Linked DNA regions of Homo sapiens: region 2 is linked to region 1. A link is a loop called in an ENCODE intact Hi-C map of the cell type or tissue named here. Cell type or tissue: Caco-2. All regions are shown on one strand. Links, peaks and the distances in the headings refer to the core of each region. The heading gives the core; the rest is flanking DNA.

The links. Hi-C counts contacts between places; a loop is a spot of excess contacts. Peaks named below come from ENCODE experiments on the same cell type or tissue, not always from the same donor. Only the 100,000 strongest peaks of a DNase experiment are listed, where the experiment ranks them.
Region 2: a loop joins it to region 1, with 18 times the contacts of the local background. A loop is called at or near these places in 16 of 110 quality-filtered maps.

What each region holds. Positions count from the first base shown.
Region 1 is chr4:154,803,067-154,811,303 of GRCh38, reverse strand. All of the region lies in intron 4 of RBM46 (RNA binding motif protein 46), which reads right to left. Among named protein-coding and RNA genes, the nearest start is that of RBM46, 26 kb to the right of the region's middle. In Caco-2, for the core only: a CTCF peak has its summit at 4,080; no DNase peak of the experiment used is centred there.
Region 2 is chr4:154,924,559-154,932,795 of GRCh38, reverse strand. No RefSeq gene overlaps it. Among named protein-coding and RNA genes, the nearest start is that of RBM46, 150 kb to the right of the region's middle. In Caco-2, for the core only: no CTCF peak of the experiment used is centred there; a DNase peak (open chromatin) is centred at 3,975.

The DNA.
Region 1 (8,237 bases), core at 1,393-6,392:
CAGGAAATCTGGCTCGAAATGCCATACTCTTTTTTCCTGTGTTGCCTATATGCTATGCCATAGTACTTAATTTCCTTTTCCTGAAATTCTTTCTAAAGTGCAATGTACCATTTCCTGACCCCAATACCAGTTTAGGTCAGGTCATCCAATTGTATGTTCTCATAACACCCCGTACTACTTCAGAGCATTTATCAGAACTCTAACTGAATATTGGTCTCAATAGAATGTAAGGTCTATGAAAGCAGCAACTGTGTCTAATTCACTACAGTGATCCTCATAACTTTACACAAAACAGCCTTAGGTAAGTATTTGTTGAAGGAACACATTTTAACAAGATTTAACAATCAGCCATCTGCCAGTTAATAAACTAAACATGAGAAGCCTAAAGGAATGAATAGTAAGCAAAAGGGATATTCTTACGAGAATAAAAATTCCCAAATCAAACTTTCTTAATCAGTTTGCAAAAAGTAAATTAAAAAGTAAATTTCTCAGAGGGCTTGAAAATGGCAAGGCCATTATATTCCAAGTGGTATTAGGGAACATAATTCTGAGTTACAATAGTCTAGTAAAGACTCTTTCCTTCCCCCATATATTTCATGGATTTAAAATAAATGTTAAAAAATTATTTTTGTTTGTTGTTTTGTACTGAGAGAATTTTTAGCAGCTGAAAGGCTTAGATAGTTCTGACTTATATTAAGCCATAATCTACCTCCTTAAAACTTTGCTCTTTTAGACTTAAGTCCACTTCCTAGAGCTCCAAAGATAAAGACTAAAGTCTTTTTTCCACGTGCGAGCACTTCAAACATTTGAAAACTGCAATCACATTTCCTCTGTATTAGTATTTACACACTAAACAGCTCCAAATATTTCAGTTGTTCACTGTCCTATTACATATTATGGCGTTTCCAAGCTCACCCAAGTTGTCAAGGTTGAATTAAATTGTGGTGCCCAAAAGCAACCAAAACATTCCAAATATAGTCTGAGTATAATAAAATTATTTAGCCTTGATACTATGTAACTTTCCTATTTTACCTTGAGTTATATTAATTTGAGACTCTCTAGAGTAGAAAGACTCTTATTCCAATTTTGACAAAATAACACAAGTTCTCACCCTTGGCTGGCTTTCATTTTTTCCCAATTTAATAATGAAATATAGAAACAGAGAAATATATACAATATAGATGTGTATGCCTTACATAATTAAAAAAATGAAAACATGTACTCACCACCCAGGTTTAGAAATAGGAAATTACCAGTACCTCAGAAGTCCCTTTGAATCCTTTCCAATTTCTCCCTCCAAGTAGTAACTTTTAAATGTTAGTAATTCCCTGGCATTTTTATGGTTTTACCTCATAATCATCTATCCCTAAACAACCTATTGTTTGGTTTTGCTTGGCTTTATTTTCCTAATCATAATTTCCAATTGTCTCAATTTCTCCAATTTAAAATCTGAATCCTTTTGTATTTTACATATTTTTAAGGAGCCACCTCAAATCTTTTGTGGAATGAGGCAGGAATGAAAGTGAACAACCTACCCTTACCAGTAAAAACCATGAAGAAAAAACAGAGGGCAGACTAATGTAATACTTAGGTAAGTGCACTGCATCAGTATGAAACAATGTCATCTCTGCAGGTTAAGAAATTGAGTGGAGGAGAAACTGAACATCTTTCCAACTTTTCCTAAGCTGGGTTTTGTATTGAATTTGTGTAAATTTCTAGAATCAATATACTATATATTTAAAGAGCATTCTAGGATAAACAAGTAAGCTAACTATATTCAGATTATTTCCTTTCCATTTTTCATGCCTCCTATCTAAATACTTGGGAGTTGATTATACAAGTTTTTGTCATAGAAAACTCATTATAAATAATTTCAGAATAAAAAAACTAAAATTAAAAATCATTACAGAAAAATTCTGATTAAATCTAAAGGCAATGAAATCATTCTCCAATATATCAATTCAAATGAGAGCATCTGATATCATCAAGCTGCTTTCCAAGGCCTCAGAGGATTGATGAAAACCCTGTCCATCCTTCTCCCAAGCCACATTAGCTAATGTAGCAACACCCTGCCTGGAGCATAAATCACAATAAAAAAATACATAAATAAGAAAATAAAATGTAAAGATATAAAAAAATCAATAAAAGTGAGTTTTAGAACACTAGTATATTAGTGAGAAATAGAAGAGTCACACATACATATATGTATTTCAATACAATAACTTAAAAATCTTAAATCTACTAAGTAAAATAGGGAAAATATTAAGAAATAGAGAAAATCATTACTATCTCATTTGTAAATCCCTCTCCGAAACTAAGTGAGTGCCTTCACAGTGAAAGCAATCATATTTTTGCTTAGTATTGCCTCTTTCCCTTTAATTCTTAAGTGAAAAGAAATAATGTTTCAATGTTCTGGTATAATCACTATTTCTATACTTGATACACACACCTAAGTTCACACCAAGGAATCCCTTAAGGGATTCTTATTCTCTCAAGGAAACACATGTACACACATATATACAGGTGAAATGCCTTTAAATTAACAAGCATTTCACTGCTTGAATTATTTATAGTGCAGAACAGAATCTTAACCTGTTTTCCAAAGATTGATAATGGCTCACCTGGAACCTTATAACTTCTGTGCCCCAAATTATCCAATACTTTCATAAATTCGTAACTACAGATTTGGTCACCCTTGGACCAAAAATTAACTGGGCAGCAGCAGGAAAAAAAAAGCCGTCCACATACATGGCACATATGCTGCAAATTTTGTGGATATTCATTTACCCCATAATCTGGCCAGTAAACAAGCAGACTGGAACTATGTATTGTTGAAACAAAGTTAACAAGAAAAAAATTAAGTAAATGGGCTTCGGTCTTACAAAAATCCATATACAAAACAGGATTAAAGAAAAGTACAAAGAAAAAAAGTAACTCTAATAAAAACATCCTTAGACTATATAATGGAAGGACAATCAAATTGCACAAAAGAAAAAGTAAAGCATAGGTCAACAAAGATTTATCTACTCTATAAAAAGGTGGAGTTTTATATCATGGTTTACATTTTATTTAAATAAGTGCCAATCCCTTGAATTTGTGTACAGAAATCAAGGTATACTGTTTAAACACACAAGAATAGTAACAAAGTACAAAAACCAAATTATCAGGCAATACAACTGTTTAAGAGATTGATGTTTTCTGATGATTGTACTCTTATATACTTTTTAATCCAAAGTTATAAACATAATTATAGTAGAGCTGATAATATTATTAGTGTAGTACAAAGATTATATTTACTGAATCAAAGCAATGTATAGGCAAACTAAATTTATTTAGTTACCCAAATTATTTTCTTAAAATATGAACTATTGTGTACATAAAATTTCATATGCAGGCCATTCTTATAGCTCAAATGTTACTTGCTATATATGAGACAAATAAGGACCCGCATGTCATTAATACATCTCTAACCAAATACTGTCACTTAAGGAGCATGAAAATCCAAGGAGTTATTAATATTCTGGTGATTTAAAGTTTCTAATTATTTGGGGATACTAAGGTTTTTAATTATTGTCCTTCTGTTTTGAAGCTTCACAGGAAAGTGAACCATTCTTGGAGGTAAGGTACTACCAGGTCTTGGAAAGAGGAAGAAATGCTCTGGGATTGATGATATATCAGATATTAACTAGTAAGGGCAGATACTATGTTTGATTTTACCTAAAAGGCCTGGAAGAAACACTGAATTTTAAAGTAGTTAAAAGCATAAAATAAATTCGCCATAGTGAAACCATCATTCTACATCTTCTGTCTCCTTATTCATGAGTCCATTCACTTAATTACACTGCTACAGCATAAAAAATTGTCTACTAAATATTAAACAGGAAGCAGAGATAAGGGCATGATAGGCTGAAGAAGACTAAGTAGAGCATTTCACAGAGATTTTTCTGATTCTAAAAAAAAAAGAAAGGTAAGACAAAGAGGAGCTACAAATCAACGTAACATTAAATTTCCTTTTAAAGCCACATTAAAAATACGTATTTAGGGACATCATGTGGCAAAATTATGAACTGCTACATTCAAAATATGTATTTAGGGACATCATGTGGCAAAATTATGAACTGCTACTAACATTTAATTGTGTGTATATTTAACATATACACACAATTGCTAATGGCATCTGACATAAAGGGAAATTTTTAAAACCATTTTTAAAAATATGAATTAAATAAGATTAGACATTAGATTAATACAGCAGTAGCTGCTATTAAAACTAGTTTATTAGAAGGAGTATTTTAGGACCGTATTAACCAGACATTAAGAAGTTATAGGGTAAAGAATCAAGCATGATCAAATAGATTTATGAAGTAAATAAAATAATAAGGATCACCTTCATCAGTTAATAAACCTATGGGACAGATACTCCCCACATGGCATGTTTTGATACACATCATTATTTTCCTAGATCCTCTGTTACAAAAAGAAAATTTAGTTTCCAAACTTTTAAGTAGTTAACTTGTTTTCTAAAAACCTTGGTTTTGGCTATAGTAATTGATTAGCAAATTCAGAGAAGAAAATAACTGAAAAACAATTAGTTGTCATTATGCAAATAAAACAGTTGACTGACTGAATCTTTTATTTATTTATTTTTTTTTCCAGCTGTTCTGCTGTGAAGTAGGGGGGCATAAGCTTTGAATTCCATAAAGGAAGGGATATTAAACTGATGGATTATTTCTTGCAAAAGCAGCTGTTGGTTTTAAACTACTTGTACTCAAATATGTATCTCTGCAGACATAAAATATTTTAAAGTATTATTTTTGGTTCTACATAGGATTTTGACCATATTTTAAATGAAACCATAATCTTTTTAGAAAAAAGATTCCTTAAAACTTACTAAATAAAATCCTGATATTTTAGATCTGAGGACATTGAAGTCCAATGACTAAACAATTCATTTGCCATTCTAAGGTCACACAATTTGTTGATGGCTGAGAAAGGATTCTCAATTCTTATACTTTTATTCTGGTAATCATTCTATTAAGCTGCTTCTCTCACTGTACTAACTCCATAATATATATGGTGCATTAATACAAGTGTTTGTAAGATGAGAATTATAAGTAATGCTAAATGTTCATTTAAATGGTCTTTCAGAAAAAAAAAAGTAAACTTCAAGAGTAATACAAATACATTTTCATGAGGACTAAGCCCTCTCAGAGGGTCAAAGACACATAGTTGAGTTAATGGAATTTTGGTCACCACTTGGTCATATGAAAACAAATGTGTAAAATGTTGATCCTGATGCCTATTTCTCATTTAAGTAGGTAAATTTTAAAAGAAATTTTGCAAATTACCTTTGTTCTTTAAAATATGAGTTTGAATAGTATCATCCAAGTTAGAGCTGTAGTTAAAACTGGAAAAAAATTCTGAAAAGTATTATTTTTCTTCTATTTATAATTTATAACTCCATTATAATATCATAGAATCATTATTTCATGTTTGGCTTAAGTGCCTCCTAGAATTATTTCTTAAGTTAAAAAAACCTGGAGAAAGTTTCTCTTTATTTCAAAGCAATGGTTTGGAATATTTTTATCTGAAATTATTTTTTATTTTTGCATTTCTGCCCATCAATCTGGAAATAATAATAGCTCATAAGAAAAAAAGCACCAAATATTTTTCAGATTAAAACTTCTCACAATAGTATACTTTCACAAAAGTGTAACTTTCAACAACAAATTTACAAGTGATAACAGAAATAAAAGCTTCATTTGAAAAAAAGGATAAGCTAACAGCGACTATCATGCTTAGAATATATATCTACTAAATACTATTCAATTACCAGAAAAAAATGCAAGATTCTACTGATGTACGCCATTTCAAAGTCAAATATAAGAAGCAATATACAAGTCCATTACAAAATGAATACTGAAATAAGTAAGTACAAAAGATATTGTAAGAATGAATATTCACACACAAAATGGTCCACACAAATCAAGATGGATTCATCTGGGAAAAAAATACTTGCTCAGAGGAAAAGCAGATATATCCAACATAGTTGCACTAAGAAAAAAAAGCAAAGTTTTAAGAAACAGGACTAATGAAATTTTAATTAACTAATGTTTACATCTTTTCAACTCCTTTAATTCTTCCTAAGTCACACTGAAATTATGAAAGCAAACAATATACAGAACTACCTGCCATTAAACCACCACATGCTATTTTTCTAAGAGGAGTTTGCTCATGTTGTGCCCCTCTCTGACACAAACTCTGCAAAGGGTTTACAACTGAGGTCAGGGAAGCATACCTTTTTCCTCTTCTACTCCCAAAATAACCTATGCAAAGAATTTGTGTATCTGCCTTCATCACTAGACTGTGACTCCTTAAACAAAAAAACAATGTTTTATTTATCTTTAGCTCCAGAATGCTTAGGAAAGCACACTTAGCATGTAAGAGGCTTTCAAAAAGACCTGTTTAAAAAAAAAAAAAAAAAAAAAACAACCTTAATCATTTTTGTCCAGAACAACAGTACACAAATCTGATGAAATTAAATCAGTGGCACATGTTAGTGACAGGTTCTTCATCCCTGTTTTAAAAATTTTCCAATAGCCATACAAGTAAGAAAAAAATACCACTTGTATCAGTATTACACAAACACAGAAGAGATGCCCTGCTTAAAATTATTTGCTAATAAATTATACAACAAGGTGAATTATCAATACAGATAAGACTACCTTCCTCTTTCCACTAAGTATTCTCCAGGACTTTCTTCTTCAAAACTCTAACTCTCCAGGACGTTCCTTGATCTCCTTGATTTTGTTTATTCCACTTCTACAATGCAAAGAATCCTCCAAAGAAAAGCAGTGGCAATACTGAAAGACCCAGATTCAAAACAGAGTTGACTTTTAGAAAGAGAAGTACTATTCGCCTTGATAGTTTGCTTTATTACTAAACAGATAACGAGATTGTGAAGATAGAAAAGACTTACTTAAAAATAAGTGATACTGAATGACCCAAGATATCTCCATATAGCAAATATTTAATATAGAACCTATCTATTCTAACCCTCCAGTCTATATTTGGTTTAGATCATTCTTGCACTGCTATAAAGGAATACCTGAGACTGGGTAATTTATACAGAAAAGAGGTTTAATTGGCTCACAGTTCTGTAAGCTTTACAAGCATGGTGCCAGAATCTGCTAGGCTACTGGGAAGGCCTCAAGGAACTTTTATTCATGGCTGAGGGCGAAGCAGAGGCAGGCACATCCCATGGCAAGAGCAGGAGCAAGACAGCGAAAGCAAGAAGGTGCTACACACTTTTAAACAACCAGATGTGGTGAGGAATCATTCACCATTGCGAAGACAGCACCAAGGGAATGGTGCTAAACCATTCATGAGAAATCCACCGCCATGATCCAATCACCTCCCACCAGACCCCAACTCCAACACTGGGGATTACATTTCAACATGAGATTTGGCAGGGACAAATGTCCAAACTATATCAGGATTCTACCCATTAAACTCACTCACTATCCTACAGATTACAGATCCCTAAAAATAACCCAGTAAATACATAATTTCCTTTTTTTTTTTTTTTTTTTTTTTTTTTTGAGACGTAGTCTGGCTCTGTTGCCCAGGCCTGAGTGCAGTGGCTTGATGTCGGCTCACTGCAAGCTCCGCCCCCCGGGTTCACGCCATTCTCCTGCCTCAGCCTCCAGAGTAGCTGGGACTACAGGCGCCTGCCACCACGCCCGGCTAATTTTTTTGTATTTTTAGTAGAGACGGGGTTTCACCGTGTTCGCCAGGATGGTCTCTATCTCCTGACCTCAAGTGATCCGCCCGCCTTAGCCTCCCAAAGTGCTGGGATTACAGGCGTGAGCCACCGCGCCCAGCCCATAATTTCTTTTCCTGCTGGTTAGGTAATGAGTTTCCAGTGAGATAAGAGAGGTCATTCCTTGCCATTATGAAGATGAAGATAGTCTCTAATTTTAAGTAAGTGAAAAAGGATAAGGAAGGTTCTATTTTGGCATTAACCCCAACTTCCAGCTTTTCTTTTATTAAGGGTATTTTGCTTAAAATAGAGCTTCCTTTAGATAGGACCAAAAAAAACACCTAAATATTTTAAAAATTGATTTTAAGGACCTGTAAACCAAGAACTTTTGAGATGCTAGTAAGATCACTAAATGCTCACCAGAAGTAAACTCCATGACTTCTAGTACTCATGTAGGTGCCTGTTATCCCTGAAA
Region 2 (8,237 bases), core at 1,039-6,038, 120 kb before region 1:
AATCTACAGATTCAATGCAATCCCAATGACATTTTTCACAGAGACAAAAAAAAATTCTAAAATTCATACGGAATATGAAAAGACTCCAAACAGCCAAGCAATCCTGAGCAAAATGAACAAAGCTTAAGGTATCACACCGCCTGATTTCAAAATATGCTACAAAGCTATAATAATCAAAACAGTATGGTTTTGGCATAAATATAGACACATAGACCAATGGAACAAAATAGTCCAGAAATAATTCCACTTATTTTTAGTCAATTAATTCTTGACAGAGTTGCCAAGGGCACACAAGGGAAATGATAGTCTCTTTAAAAATGGCATAGAGAACACTGGATAACCACATGCAGAAGAATGAAATTGAACCATATTTCACCTTATTGAGAAATTGAACCTTATCTCACACCATGTTAAAAATTCAACCCAAAAAATCGATTAAAGACTTAAACATAAGGCCTGAAATTTTTAAATTACTGGAAGAAAACAGGGGAAAACCTTCTTGACATTGATCTTTGCAATGACTTTTTGGATATGACGCCAAAAACACAGGAAACAAAAGCAAAAATAGACAAATGGGATTGTATGAAAATAAAAACCTTCTGCACAGATAAAGATACAATCAATGGAGTGAAGAGATAGCCTATTTAATGGGAGAAAATATTTGCAAGGCATATATTCAAAAAGAGGTTAATATTTGAAACAAAGAACTCAAACAGCTCAATAGCAAGAAAACAAATAAGCTGATTTCAAAATGGGCAAAGGACCTGAATAGGTATTTCTCAAAAGAAGACACAGAAACAGCCACCAAGTAGGTGAAACAATGTTCAACATCACTAATCATCAGGGAAATAAAAACCAAAACCACAATGAGGTATCACCTCACACTAGTTCAAATAGCTCTTACCAAAAAGAAAAAAGATAGTGAGTGTTGGTGAAGATGTAAGGAAAAGGGAACCCTTTTGCACTGTTAGTGAGAATGTTAATTGATACAGCCATTATAGAAAATACTATGGAGGTTTCTTTAAAAATTAAAAACAGAACTATCATATGATTCAGCAGTTCCACTTCTGAGTATATTTTCCAAAGGGAAAAAAAATCAGTATTTCAAACAGAGATCTGCACTCCCATGTTTATTGCAGCATTGTTCACAATAGCCAAGATATTGAATCAACCTAAGTGCTCATGAACAGACAAATGGATAAGGAAAAAGTAATGTATATTTATAATGGAATATTATTCAGACTTTAAAATTTTTTTTAAAAATTCTGTCATTTGTGACAACATGAATTAACCTAGAGGACATTATCCTGAGTGAAATAAACCAGACCCAGAAAGACAAGTACTGCATGATCTCATTCACATGTGGAATCTAAAAAAGTGGAACCCATAGAGCAGAGAGGGAAATGAAGAGATGTTGGTCAAAGTGTACAAAGATTTATTTATAAAGGATGAATAAGTTCTGGAGACCTAATATACAGCATGGTGACTATAATTAGTAACATCAAATTATAGACTTCAAATTTGCTAAGAGAGTAGATCATAAATGTTCTCACCACACAACAAAAGGTAACTCTGTGAGGTGATGGATATGTCAATTAACTTGATAGTGGTAATCATTTTACAACATGTACATATATCAAAACATCACATTGTACACATTAGATATATACAGTTTTATTTTGTCAATCATAACTCAGTAAAGCTGGGAGGGGAATAAGTAGTTGTGTATATATTAAATATAGCTCCTTGCACTTTGGGAGCTTTGCACACCTGAGGTCAAGAGTTCAAGACCAGCTTGGGCAACATGGTAAAACCACGTACCTACTAAAACTACAAAAATTAGCTGGGCATGGTGGCATGTGCCTGAGGCAGGAGTAATGCTTGAACCCGGGAGGCGGAGGTTGCACTCAGCTGTGATCATGTCACTGCCCTCCAGCCTGGGCGACAGAGTGAGACTCTGTCTCAAAATAAAAAGTAGCTTCCCTTTCACTTTGCCTTCAACCTGCTTCAGATACAGGGTGACAAATGTTCTCATGTGAATTATCAATTTGCCGCGGACCTTGCTGGACTGAACAAAGTAGGACAAACCTGGGAATAAAGACAAAGACAAAAGAGTATATTTGGAAGAAGGGGTCGGGGGCTCCTTGCTTCTAGTGAACAAGGGCCCTGAGCTTCTATAGCCCTTCATATTTATTGAGTAAATGAGATAGGGAGAAGGGGGTGGTTGTGGTCAGCTGCTTGACTGGGTGCAGGCCTGCAGGACTGCATTCTTTGAACAGTAGTCTCCAGGTATTCCAGTAGATAACCTCAAGGAGCATGACACCAGGGAGTAACTGCCCTCAGCAAACCTTCTGGCAGCAGGTGCAGTCGCAAGTTTGCCCACATTCTGCATTCATGATAAAGTTTGCTGTTCGATCATATAGCCTCCAGCAGAATGCTGTGTTGGTCACGACCCACAGACCTTCAGCTTCCTACATCAGTTGATTTGTTTTGTGTAGTTATAAAGCCTTATTGTGTCCAACTGAGTCCTTCACATGCATGCTACTGTTATATTTGCCCAAAATTATACTGTGTGAATGTTACAGTTTGAGTTCTTTGGGAAACATACACTGAGGAAGTTTATTGAAAAGAGCTCTTGGCCTCAACAGCTGAGGAGGAGGAAGGAATTAGAACTGGACAGAGTGGGTAGAAGAACTGCACTGTAGTCACACAGAGGCCCCAGATGATCCTGCTGGGAGTTCCACGGCTGAGATAGGCCTTCAGCTTAACCTCAAGTTGAGGCAAGGAATCCAGTCTTTATATTCTGTCTTGGGCCAGTCATTAGACTCAGGCTAACTGGGAAGCGGGTGAGGTATAACTTTAGGCCAGGCTATTCTCTTCAACTTCCTGGAGAGGGACTCAGTTGAGAGCATTGAACCACCAACCTCTCAGCAACTGAGGGAATGAGTGTTGTGTGCTGGTTTAGGACAAGGGTAATATTCAAATATTTAATATTCAGTAATGACCCATCAAATGAGGTCCCCGATAAATGGCCCCCAGATGTTGGGAACTTTTTGGATACCAGCCCTCACTTAGGGTATTCCCTTTCTTGGAAAGGGGACATAGGCACTGCCCACTGAGCCCTGTGGAATTATTAGTCCATTTTTAAAAAACAGATCTACAAAACTTGACAGAAGTTTGATAAGCTAAATGACCACAAAGAAGATATTTTCAGTTCAATCAAAATAAAAATATAAACAGAGAAAACACTTTGGTTCTGCATGACGTTCTTCTAAAACAATCAACTCTGAATGCCATTCACTTAGAAGAGTAAAGATAAAAAGTCATTATCTAAATGAAATCAGATGTGACATTTTACAATGACACTCTCCATTTTTCATAGGGTATTAGTTACCCTTTCAAAGCAAGAAATCAAACATTTGGTCCATGGGGAAATTTGTTTCCCACCTACCTGGGTTTACAGACTGTGACTTTTTTACCCCAAGTTTCAGGTCTAGCTGAAACAGTGAAGAGGTATTTTGAACTAACTACAGTTTATTTTCTTTGAGTTCTCCAATGGTGAAGGGTTTTGTTCTCTACGCTATTAAGAACCAGGTTAGCTGATAGACACTGCAGCTACGAGGACTAACAGGGCCCCTATTTTAAAGAATATTGCAAAATAAGAGGATGTGGATATTAAGAGCACTGGCTTTTATTATTTGCAATTTAGAAATTATAGCGGGTGCATCTTTTGTTGAGAAATATCTTTACAGTAATATTTATCAAGTAATGAATATTAGAATAAAGATTTTTAAAATACCCTATTTATGTTTTTCAATTTTCAGAACAAATGTATTACTTCCGGTCACACAATCTTGTTTTCACATAATTTAGAAACATAGTCTAGAATATAATTTTCAAATTCTTAATATAAATCCTGGAAGTCCATTCACTTGTGAACTTCCACTAGGAGGAGCTACGGGAACACGGAGCAGATCCTCAAATGCACAGGCATGGGCAAACAGCAGTGATGGGAAAGCTACCCAGTGAGCAAAACTTAACTTGAAGACCAGTGTAATATGAAGGAGAACAGATGCTACATAGATCATCTTATTATTTTTAGTTTTGGTGCCTCCCAAAGAAGATGTGCCTTTGGGCACATCTTGAAGAGAAATATAATGGTGTAGAAGTAACAATAGATTCTACTCTTATCTAAAGAGCAGTTTAAGGGCAAATATCACAGGACAACTGTAAAATGTATCATATAAAGATGACAATCTCTTAACACCCTTCCCTCATTTCCTTCTCCATTATGTTATCTTGGGTGTTCAAATCCCAGAACAATAAAGGGCCATCAAATGCCTCTTTCATTACTTTTGCAATGACTTGATTAATATATGCCATAAATCGTGACTCATAAACTATTAGAAAACCAGAGCAGTCTTAGAAAAAGCCCAGGTTTGCAGCTCTACCATATATATACTCTATGTAATCTTGAACAAGTCACCTGATCTCTCTTCTGTCAGATGAAGATAACAGAGTGGATCATGACAGTTGTGAACACCATGGATAATATTTGAAAAATGCTTGATACATCTTTAGCTCTTAATAAAAGGCAATTATTGAGGAGTTATAGAAGAGTCCCAGAGTATGGCCTAGCCTCAAATATCTTGCTGATCCAATAAATGAATGCTGACCCTGGGAGTTCATGTAGTATAGAGGAAGTGATGAAGTTGCATTTTACAAGAATGCTTTTGGCCAAGGCACTCCAACCAAGCAGAAAACTTTTTGTTAAATATATCTGCTCTCTACCTGTTATATTCCTCCCTCTAAATGTTAGGCAACTTGGTTGCCCCTCCCTAAAGTCTCTGCCCCATCTCTGTATCCAGGGTCAATTTTTTTTCATTGTCAGTGGGAAGTAAAGAAGCTCCGGGTCCACATTGCAGTGAATTTACCTCAAGAACAAATTATTTCTGATGCAGTACTAAACTGGAGCCATAGTTTTAGAGACTGGGATCCTTCCTTTAACCCAAATACTTACCAAATGGCCATTATTCCCCATCTTAATTAACCCTATAGGCCACCCAATTTAAAGTGGCCATCCAGTCAATGTTGCATTATCCTCAGACACCAAACCCCTGACATTGACCCGAGTCCTAGGCAGAGACCCTGGCACATCAGCTATGAATGTGTGCCACTTACATCTCTTATCAGAAAAGAACTTGTTGCTTATCTGTAGAGCATGCAGAGTGCCTCTAACTGCAGTGTCTCCAGGATCTGGCCTCAGCTGGAGAGCTTCAAACCACAAAGTAGGCCTGGCGAAGTCCAGATAATCCAATAGGGATCTTCAGAGCAAAGATTGTTCTTTACAGAAGACTTAGACTGAGAAGAAGTGGTCAGGCCCAATAGCCCCATGGTGCTTAGTTATCAGAACAGCTCCTCAGGCAGAGTCTGGCTTGGCATCTCAATGCCTGCTCTCCAGAGGACCCAACTGACATAGTCACCCACTTACCACTTCTTCCCTCTAGCTGCTAGCCCTAGTTACTGCCTCTCTCTGGGCAGGGGCTGATGCTTATTGGTTCAGGCTAGTGGAAAGCAACCATTCTATAGCATTTTCTGTCTACATATCAGCTACACATAAAGTAGAAGCGCTTTCTCATCCTAAAAGTCTGAACCCCAAAGATGCCTTTCTGAGGTCTCTACACACATTTCTTTTTCCAGAGGAAGACTCTTTAATAATAGCATCAACAATAACAACATTTACCTATATGCAGGACATTATAACTTTCAACACAATTTCATAAGCAATAGAATCATTATACTTTCAATCTAAGCAAATTCAATTATTCACATTGAGAAGAAAAAGTGAGAGAGAGCAACTTAAACAACCTGGTAATTCTGCCTGCCAGATAAACAAAATAAACCTTTCCTATGAGTGACTAATGCAGTCAAGCCTGAAAAAGTAATCACATGTTCCAGAAAACTTCAGAAAAATGCATGAATAATTTTAGGAGTTTTCTGACTAATGACAAAGAAGTGGAAGACTTTGCCTAGTTTTTCAGGTGAGTGGGTGGCATTGAAGTAATAAATTGAAGAATTAATACAAACTCCAGGAGGGATCCAAGATGGCCAGTTAGAAGCAGCTGCAGTCAGCAGCACTCACAGAGAGAAGTGAAAACGGGTGAATTCAGCACCTTCAACTGAAGCATCCAGGTTCTCGCACTGGGACTGACTAGGAAAACAGCTCAACCCATAGAGAACGAAAAAAAGCATACAGGGCCAATGGGTGCCAAGGAGCCAAAGGAATTCCCACCCAACCAAAGGAAGCAGTGAGTGATTATGCAACCCTGCCCAGAAAACCACACTTCTCCCAAGGATCTTTAGAACCCACAAATGAAGAGATTCCCTTGTGAGCCCATACCATCAGGACCTTAGGTCCAATACACAGAGTTGTGTGGAGTCTTGGCAGAGCAGTCACTCAGGCACACACAGAGATCCAAGAGGTTTTTTTGTTTGTTTGTTTGTTTGTTAGTTTTTGTGAGACAGAGTCTATCTCTGTCACCCGGGCTGGAGTGCAATGGCGCCATCTCGGCTCACTGCAAACTCCACCTCCTAGGTTCAGGCGATTCTTCTGCCTCAGCCTCCCAAGTAGCTGGGATTACAGGCGCCCACCACCACAGCTGGCTAATTTTTTGTATTTTTAGTAGAGATGGGATTTCACCATGTTGGCCAAGATGGTCTCGATCTCCTGAATTCATGATCTGCCCGCTTTGGCCTCCCAAAGTGCTAGGATTACAGGTGTGAGCTACCGTGCCTGGCCAACCCAAAAGTTTTATATACTCCAGCCCCAGGATCCCTGGCAAGGTGGGAAATATGTCTGTACATATCCCTAGAAAGGGAGCTGAATCCAGGGAGATAGGCAGTGAGGTTCTGTGGGCCCCACTTCTACACACTTCACAAGACCCATTGGCTTGAAATCCCAGCCAGCCAACAGCAGTGGATTGGAGTCTGCCTGAGACTGTCTGCGTTTGGCAAGGTAGGGGGATGGCCACCATCTCTGTGGTTGGTAGACTCAGTTGTTCCAGCCTGCCAGCTGTGGAGAATACAGAAGATCCAGACAAGGAAGGGTCCCCCACAATTTCCAAATAGTGGCCAGACTAGTTCTTTAAGTAGGACCCTGATCCATTCCTTCTCACTGGGAGGCACCTCCCTGCAGGGGCTTTGGCCACTCCAGCCAAGGTTCTATGGACAGCTTTGATCTCTCCTGTGTCAGAGCTCCCAAGGGGAGGGCCAACTGCCAGCTCTGCAGTTCAGTCTATTCAGCTGTTCCAAACTGCTGGCTTTGGAGAATACAGGCGGATGGATAAGGAAGAGTCCCCCCCAAATACAGCACACCTGCTCCACCAAAAAGCAGCTAGACTGCTTCTTTGGGTGCATCCCTGATCCCATTCCTCAAGACAGGGTGAGACCTTCCATGGGGGTCTCTAGCCACCTCCTACAGGTGTGTGCAGGCTCACAACAGGTCAGTACCCCCTGGGATGGAGCTTCCAGAGGAAGGAGGTGGCTGCCATTTTTTCTGGCTGCCATAGGACTGCAGAAGCCCTATGGTAGAGCGGCCTGAAAAGAAAAACAAAAAGAAAACAACAACAACATCAACAAAAAAGACCCCAAAAAGCCTCATTCAAATGTCAGCATCCTCAAAGATTAAAGGTAGATAAGCCCACAAAGATGAGAAAGAATTAATGCAAAAATGCTGAAAACTCAAAAAGCCAGAGTCCCTCTTCTCCTCCAAATGACTGCAACATCTCTCAGCAAGGGCACAGAACTGGGCTGAGACTGAGATGACTGACTTGACAGAAGTAGGCTTCAGAAGGTGGGTAATAACAAACTTTGCTGAGCTAAAGGAGCATGTTGTAGCCCAATACAAAGAAGCTAAAAATCATGATGAAACAATACAGGAGCTGATAGCCAGAATAGCCAGTTTAGAGAGGAACATAATCAACCTGATAGACAGGAGAAACACAACATGAGAAGTTCACAATGCAATCACAAGCATCATTAGCAGAATAGACCAAGTGGCGGAAAGGATCTCAGAGCTTGAAGACTGTCTTTCTGAAATAAGACAGGCAGACAACAATAGAGAAAAAAGAATGAAACAAACCTTCAAGAAATATGGGATTATGTAAAGAGACCGAACCTACCGCTGATTAGGGTACATGAAAGAGACAGGGAGAATGGAACCAAGTTGGAAAATGTCA